Regions from separate parts of the Homo sapiens genome. Here region 1 is linked to region 2. Evidence: read pairs that join two places in POLR2A ChIA-PET (ENCODE). Cell type or tissue: MCF 10A. All regions are shown on one strand. Each heading gives the region's core, and the rest is flanking DNA. Links, peaks and the distances in the headings are about the cores only.

Region 1 (3,368 bases), core at 393-2,892, 76 kb before region 2:
TCACTGCAAACTCCGCCTCCCGGGTTCACGCCATTCTCCTGCCTCAGCCTCCCGAGTAGCTGGGACTACAGGTGCCCACCACCACGCCTGCCTAATTTTTTTTTTTTTTGTATTTTTAGTAGAGACGGGGTTTCACCGTGTTAGCCAGGATGGTCTCGATCTCCTGACCTTGTGATCCGCCTGCCTCTGCCTCCCAAAGTGCTGGGATTGCAGGCGTGAGCCACCGCGCTCGGCCCTTCAAAGTTTTATTAATATATTTTCTAAAAACGTATAGGGTGCTTAGAGTTGACCCAGGATCTTTTAATTCCTGGCCTGGTAGGCAACCCCTTTTCATTTACTAAATACCATGTGCTCCAGGGATGAGAAAAAATTCAGATCATTCTTTTTTCAATAAATAGGTCAACACTAAGGGCATGAAAATCTTTGTTTCTATAAGCATTTTAATACAATAAAACTGGCCTATAATCACTTCAAGTAACCCAGGAGAAAAGCACCTCCTTAAAAAGCAATTCCTGCCAGGTATGGTGCTCACACCTGAAATCCCAATACTTTGGGAGGCTGAGGTAGGGGGGATCGCTTGAAAACAGGAGTTTGAAACCAGCCTTGGCAATATAACAAGATCCTGTCTCCGCAAAAAATTTAAAAATTAGCTGGGCGTGGCAGCATGCACCTGTAGTCCCAGTTACAGGAGGCTGAGGCAGGAGGATCACTTGAGTCCAGGAGGCTGGGGCTGCGGTGAGCCATGTTTGCACCACTACACTGCAGATTAGGTAACAGAGTGAGATCCTGTCATAAAAAACAAACCCAAAAAGCAATTCCCTTCAGTAAATAATCATTATCTCCAGGCCGGGCGCGGTGGCTTACGCCTGTGATCCCAGCACTTTGGGAGGCCGAGACGGGTGGATCACGAGGTCAGGAGATCGAGACCTTCCTGGCTAACACAGCGAAACCCCGTCTCTACTAAAAAAATACAAAAAAATTAGCCGGCCGTGGTGGCAGGCGCCTGTAGTCCCAGCTACTCTGGAGGCTGAGGCAGGAGAATGGCGTGAACCCGGGAGGTGGAGCTTGCAGTGAGCAGAGATCGCGCCATTGCACTCCAGCCTGGGCGACGGAGCAAGACTCCGTCTCAAAAAAAAAAAAAAAGAAAGAAAGAAAGAAAGAAAGAAAATCATCATCTCCTCTACACCAGGAAACAGGAATGCATATGAATAAAATACCTGCCCTGAAGGAGCGCTCAATGTAGCAGGGGAATATAAATAAAACACATTAAGAACGAGATACACAAAATAAAATTTTATATAAGTATAGATTAATAGAAGGAATGATAAACCCTATGCCTGTGTTTGACCGTAGAAAATACTAAAACAACAAAAAACCCCATCCAAAGGTGAAGAGGCATACGTCAGTACGGTTAAGGAACTAGAAAAAGGGGGAAGTCTAAGGAAATAGATGAAGGACCTTGCACACTTAGCTAAAGAGCTTAGACTTGAACTTTTTAGACAACGGGAACACTACTGACGTTCTAAGTAAGAGAGTGGCACAGTCTACCTTCAAATTAGAAAGCAAACAAACTTTCTACTTTGGCAGTGTACAGGATAATATAAATGAGCTGCTTAAGATGTGCCAGTAAAGTAAGGCCAGCGATAGAGGCCATCTTAAGTAACACCCTCTTGAAAAAAATGGTATAGACCATTTACAAAACCCTTATCATTTAAAAACAGATTCCTGACGTCTTACCTCAGAGGCACTGGACAATAATCTTTAAGAGTGAGATACGGGATGCTATTAAAAATTATATACTGTATATATTCGGAAGATTATACTATAGTCAGATCTAAATGGCATTTGAAAATGACTGGCTTTGGTCACCTGATTCCTTCAGGTTATGAAATTCAGTTTTACAACGTGATTTCCTTATATTTATTGGCCACAATCCTTATACTGACACAAAGGAGTATTTTCCAATTGTTCCCAAGGAAGTCAGTATTATAATATTATGAATTACAAAATTCAAATTTTTAGAATTAGTTTAAAGCACAACTGATTCAGTTCTTCATAGAATTACAGCTAACATTTACTGAGTGCTCACTACCTGTCAGACACAGGCTCATTTAATCCTCAGTACCCCCACTATAAGATTGCTCTATTAAGTGTACCACTTAGACAAGGAGGCAAAGCAATTACAAACTTGCCTGAGGTCAAACTGTTAAGTGACAGTGCCAAGATTCCATCCTAAAAATATATATTTCTATTCTCTAGGATCTTAACTATTATGACAGAGACTCAAAAAGAGTTTAATACTCAAGATACATGGATTAAAATGTCTGGCAACAAAATATATTTAACAGTTTTTATGTAAAAGTTGCCAATAAAAATTATTTCTAAAATTCTACTTTCTCATTTTATTTGATATGTGTGTGCATTACAAAACCAGGAACATATAATTCAATGAGAAAGAAGTCTATACATTTCTCCATTTTATAATTTACACATTTACTAAAATTAGTATATAATTTTTAATACGAGGAAGGAGTAATCCTCATTATCTTCTTTTGGAGAAATAGCTCGTTCGTCTTTATATTTGAAACTCAAATTAGAGATCTGGAGCTACATTACAGATAATCTTAAGAAACAGTATTCTGTATTCTGGAAAGGTACTTCCAGTGTAGGAAAAAAAGTTTTTTAAAAAAGTAAAATGACATTAGACCATAATTTGGGAAGCCAGGGGCAGCTTTGAGCTCAAACACAATACTTCATCACGTCAACTATAAACAGGTATAAATAACTAAGCAACATAAGCAGAAGAAAGTGACTATATTTTCTCAGTTTTGTTGAGTGCCTAGCAACATAGGCCTTTTTTTTTTTTTTTTTTTTTGAGATGGAGTCTTGCTCTGTGGCCCAGACTGGAGTGCAGTGGCATGATCTCTGCTAACTGTAGCCTCCACCTCCTGGGTTCATGCAATTCTCCTGCCTCAGCCTCCCAAGTAGCTGGGACTACAGGTGTGCACTACCACGACCAACTAATTTTTTTATTTTTAGTAAAGAAGGGGTTTCACCATGTTGACTAGGATGGTTTTGATCTCCTAACCTTGTGTGTGTGTGTGTGCAACAAGGCTGTTTATTTCACCTGGGTGCAGGCGGGCTAAGTCCGAAAAGAGAGTCAGCAAAGGGTGGTGGGATTATCATTAGTTCTTATAGGTTTTGGGATAGGCAGTGGAGTTAGGAGCAATGTTTTGAGGGCAGGGGGTGGATCTCACAAAGTACATTCTCAAGGGTGGTGAGAATTACAAAGAACCTTCTTAAGGGTGGGGGAGATTACAAAGTACATTGATCAGTTAGGGTGGGGGAGAAACAAATCACAATGGTGG
Region 2 (4,078 bases), core at 919-3,418:
TTGTCCCATTGATGCTCTGCTCATATTAAAAACATTTTTTTCCTTTATTGCTCAGTTTGAATAATTTCTATCAACCTGTTTTCTCTTATACTTTCAGAGTATCCAATATGCTGTTATTCTGTCTAGTGAATTTTTAAGTTCAATTGCTATATTTTTCAATTTTTGGATTTACATTTGGCTTACTTTTTAGAGTTTTCTTATTTCTCTTATAATTCACAGTTCTTCTTCTGTCACATTAATCCTTTCCTATAAGATTAAAAAAAGTTGCAGTTATGTACTACATAATGATGTTTTGGTCAGTTATGGACCACATATGACAGTGGTCCCATAAAATTATAATGGAGCTGGAAAATTCCTATCACCTGGTAACACTGTGGTCATCATAATGTCTCCACACAACGCATTACTCAGGTGTTTGTGGTGATGCTGGTGTAAACCTACTGGGCTGGCAGTGATATAAAAGTATAGTGCATACAATTATGTACAGTATATAATACTTGATAAAGATATAACTATACTATACTTTTATTGTTATTTTAGCGTGTACGTCTTCTAGTTGTAAAAAAAATTTACTGTAAAATGGTATGCTGTGTTACACCAGCAGCAGCTTCATGTATCTTGTGTTTTATTGTAGCTCTTGATTGCACAGTTTTCTCTTGTGTATGATTTAATCTCATTTTGTTTTGTTCATTATGGGTCCCTAAGCGTACAAGATATCCTGCTAATGTTGTCAGTAGGAGGCCACAGTGAGTAACTGACCTGGAAATGAAATTAAAAGTGATTAATTAAGGGACAGGGCACAGTGGCTCATTCCTATAACCCCAGTGCTTCAAGAGCCTGAGGTGGAAGGATGGCTTCAGACCAGGAGTTCGAGACCAGTCTGGGCAACATAGTGAGACCCTGTCTCTACAAAAAAAAAAAAAGAAAGAAATTAAAAAAATGATTAAGGACTATGAAAGTGGAAAATCAGTGATGGTTATTTCTTGCCAGAAATGCCTGCCCCATCGACCCTAGCTATGATCTGAAAGGACAGGAACAAAGTGATGAAAGCTAGCTGGGCGTGGTGGCTCACGCCTATAATCCCAGCACTTTGGGAGGCTGAGGTGGGTGGATCACTTGAGGCCAGGATTTTGAGACCAGCCTGGTCAACATGGTGAAACCACATCTCTACTAAAAATACAAAAATTCGCCGGGTGTGGTGGCATGCGCCTGTAATCCCAGCTACTTGGGAGGTTGAGGCATGAGAATCACTTGAACCCAGGAGGCAAAGGGTACAGTGAGCCGAGATTGAGCCACTGCACTCCAGCCTGGGCAACAGAGCGAGACTCTCTCTCAGAAAAAAAAAAAAGTGATGAAAGCTGTTAAAGGATTTGCTTCATTGAAGGCAATGAGATAACAGAAATTCAGGAAGGTCCTCTATAAGATATGAAGAAACTTCTGATGACCTGGGTTGGAGACCAGGCACAGAAGTGTATCCCTCTCAGCACTACGACAATCATGGCCAAAGCACGAAGTTTGTTTGCAATGTTCAGAGAAAAGGCCGGACCTAACTACAGTGTTGAAGTATTGCTAGCTCTGGGTGATTTAAACAGTTCAAGCATCGTAATTCATTACATATTGTGAAAGTGAGTGGCAAGTCTGTGCATGCTGATGTGAAGGCAGCTGAAGAATTTTTGGAAACTCTAGAAAGGCTGATTATGGAGGAAAATCACTTGCCAGAGCAAATCGTCAATATGGATGAAAACCCCCTATTTTGGAAATGGATGCCTGAAAAGACTTTTATCTAGAAGGAGACCAAGTCAATGCCAGGTTTCAAGGCTTTTAAGGACAGGACAACAGTCTTTCTCAGAGGCAATGCTGCAGGCTACAAACTGAAATCCTTTGTGATCTGGCACAGTGAGAACCCCAGGGCCTTCAAGCATACCAGTAAGCACACCACAGGAGCAATAAGAAGTCACAGATGACCCAGCTACTCCTGAATTGCTATGCCAGTGAAATGAAGTACTATTTGGAGAATAAGATACCTTTCAAGGTTTTGCATATGGTTTATAATGTTCCCACACATCCTCCTTTTATTGGTGATCTTCATCCCAATACCAAGGTAGTGTCTCTCCCTCCAAACATTACCTCTTTGATTGAACCAATGAATCAAGGTGTTATATCAGCTTTTAAGGACTGCTACCTGAGGAAGACCTTTGTCCAGGCTGTTGCTACACCTGAGGGAGAGACTGAGATGACAGTGATGCAATTCTGGAAGGATTACAACACAGGTATGATTGCATCAAGAACCTTGGTTGGGCTTGGGGTGATGTCACCAAGAAGTATGTGAATGGCATCTGGAAGAAGACACTTAGCATTTCTCCATGACTTCAGAGGATTTGCCAAGGATGAGGAGGTTGCAAAAATCAACAAGTTTGTGGTTGAGATGGCAAACAGCTTTGACCTGGGTGTGGATGAGAATGACACTGAGGAGCTCCTAGAGGTGGTTCTTGAGGAATTGACTAATAAGGAGTTGTTGGAAATGAAACAGGAATGCATAGCTGAAGAAGAGGCAAGAAAAAAGGAAACTGCATGTATTAGTCTGTTCTCATGCTGCTATAAAGAACTGCCCAAGACCAGGTAATTTATAAAGGAAAGAGGTTTAATTGACTCACAGTCCTGCATGGCTTGGGAGGCCTCAGGAAACTTACAATCATGGCAGAAGGCACCTATTCAGGAGGGGGCAGGAGAGAGAAGAATGAGAATAGAGCGAAGGAGGAAGCCCCTTATGAAACCATTAGATCTCATGAAAACTCACTCATTATCACAACAGTATGGGGAAAACTGCCCCCATGATTCAATTATCTCCACCTGGTCCCTCCCATGACACATGGGGATTGTGGGAACTACAATTCAAGATGAGATTTGGGTGGGGATACAGCCAAACCATATCGCTGCAGGGGAAGAAAAAGAAGAACCCCCAAGAAAATGGACAGTGAAGGATTTGTAGCACAAGCTTTTTCAGACCTTAGCAAGTTCCTTTAAAAGCTTGGAAGTGTGGAGGCAACACCAAACAGTCTTCTTTATCATAATTTTTATTTTAGGTTCAGAGGTACATGTGCAGGTTTGTTATATAGGTAAACTGTCATGGGGACTAAAAAATTTTCATTAATAGAGAGGAATGGTGCGTAATCTGCTTACAAGCAAATCTGTGAGAAAAAATGAAGCAAATCTACTAAGTGACCATAGACATATTTCTGAAAAGAGTGACACCTCCACAAGAAGAGCCTCAGGCAGGTTTCTTAGGTGTTATTCCAGAAGAAGGCATTTGTTGTCATGGGAGATGACAGCTGTGTGTGTTATTGCCACTGAAGACCTTCCAGTGGGACAAGATATGGGGGTGGAAGACAGTGACATTGATCCTGACCCTGTATAGGCCTAGGCTAATGTGTTTGTGTCTTAGTTTTTAATAAAAAAGTTTAAAAAGTAAAAAAAAATAAAAATAGATAAAAGCTTATAAGGTTTATAAATATTTTTGTACAGCTGTTATTATTTTGTATTAATTTGTATTTTGTATTATTTATATTTGTATTAATTTTACTTATGAAATAACTTTAGTTACAAAGTAATTATTACAAAACTTATTTTAAGCACAAACACATTATTTTGTAACAAGAGTTAAAAAGTTAAAAAGTTTAAAAGGAAAAAAGTTAGAGTAAGCTAAGTTTAATTTATTATTGAAGAAAAAATATTTAAAAAATAAATTTAGTACAGCCTAAGAGTATAATGTTGATAAAGTCTACAGTAGTGTACAGTAATGTCCTAGGCCTTCACATTCACTCACCACTCACTGACTCACCTAGAGCAACTTCCAGTCCTGCAAGCTCCATTCACGGTAAGTTCCCTATATAGGTGTATCATTTTTTTAATCTTGTATATCATATTTTTACTGTAACTTTTCTAAGTTTAGATATTTCTAGCTACATAAATAATTGTCATTGTGTTATAATTCCCTACAACATTCAGTACAGCAACATGCTGTATAGGTTTGTAATCTAAGAGTGATAAGTTATACCATATAGCCTAGGTATGTAGTAGG

What was found. Peaks named below come from ENCODE experiments on the same cell type or tissue, not always from the same donor. Only the 100,000 strongest peaks of a DNase experiment are listed, where the experiment ranks them.
Region 1: POLR2A ChIA-PET joins it to region 2 with 7 read pairs; 6 of 35 experiments call an interaction of 5 or more read pairs at or near these places.

What each region holds. Positions count from the first base shown.
Region 1 is chr5:168,569,257-168,572,624 of GRCh38, forward strand. The region is part of intron 1 of PANK3 (pantothenate kinase 3); the gene reads right to left. Among named protein-coding and RNA genes, the nearest start is that of PANK3, 8.4 kb to the right of the region's middle. In MCF 10A, for the core only: no CTCF peak of the experiment used is centred there; no DNase peak of the experiment used is centred there.
Region 2 is chr5:168,644,938-168,649,015 of GRCh38, forward strand. No RefSeq gene overlaps it. Among named protein-coding and RNA genes, the nearest start is that of SLIT3-AS2, 60 kb to the right of the region's middle. In MCF 10A, for the core only: no CTCF peak of the experiment used is centred there; DNase peaks (open chromatin) are centred at 1,604 and 2,344.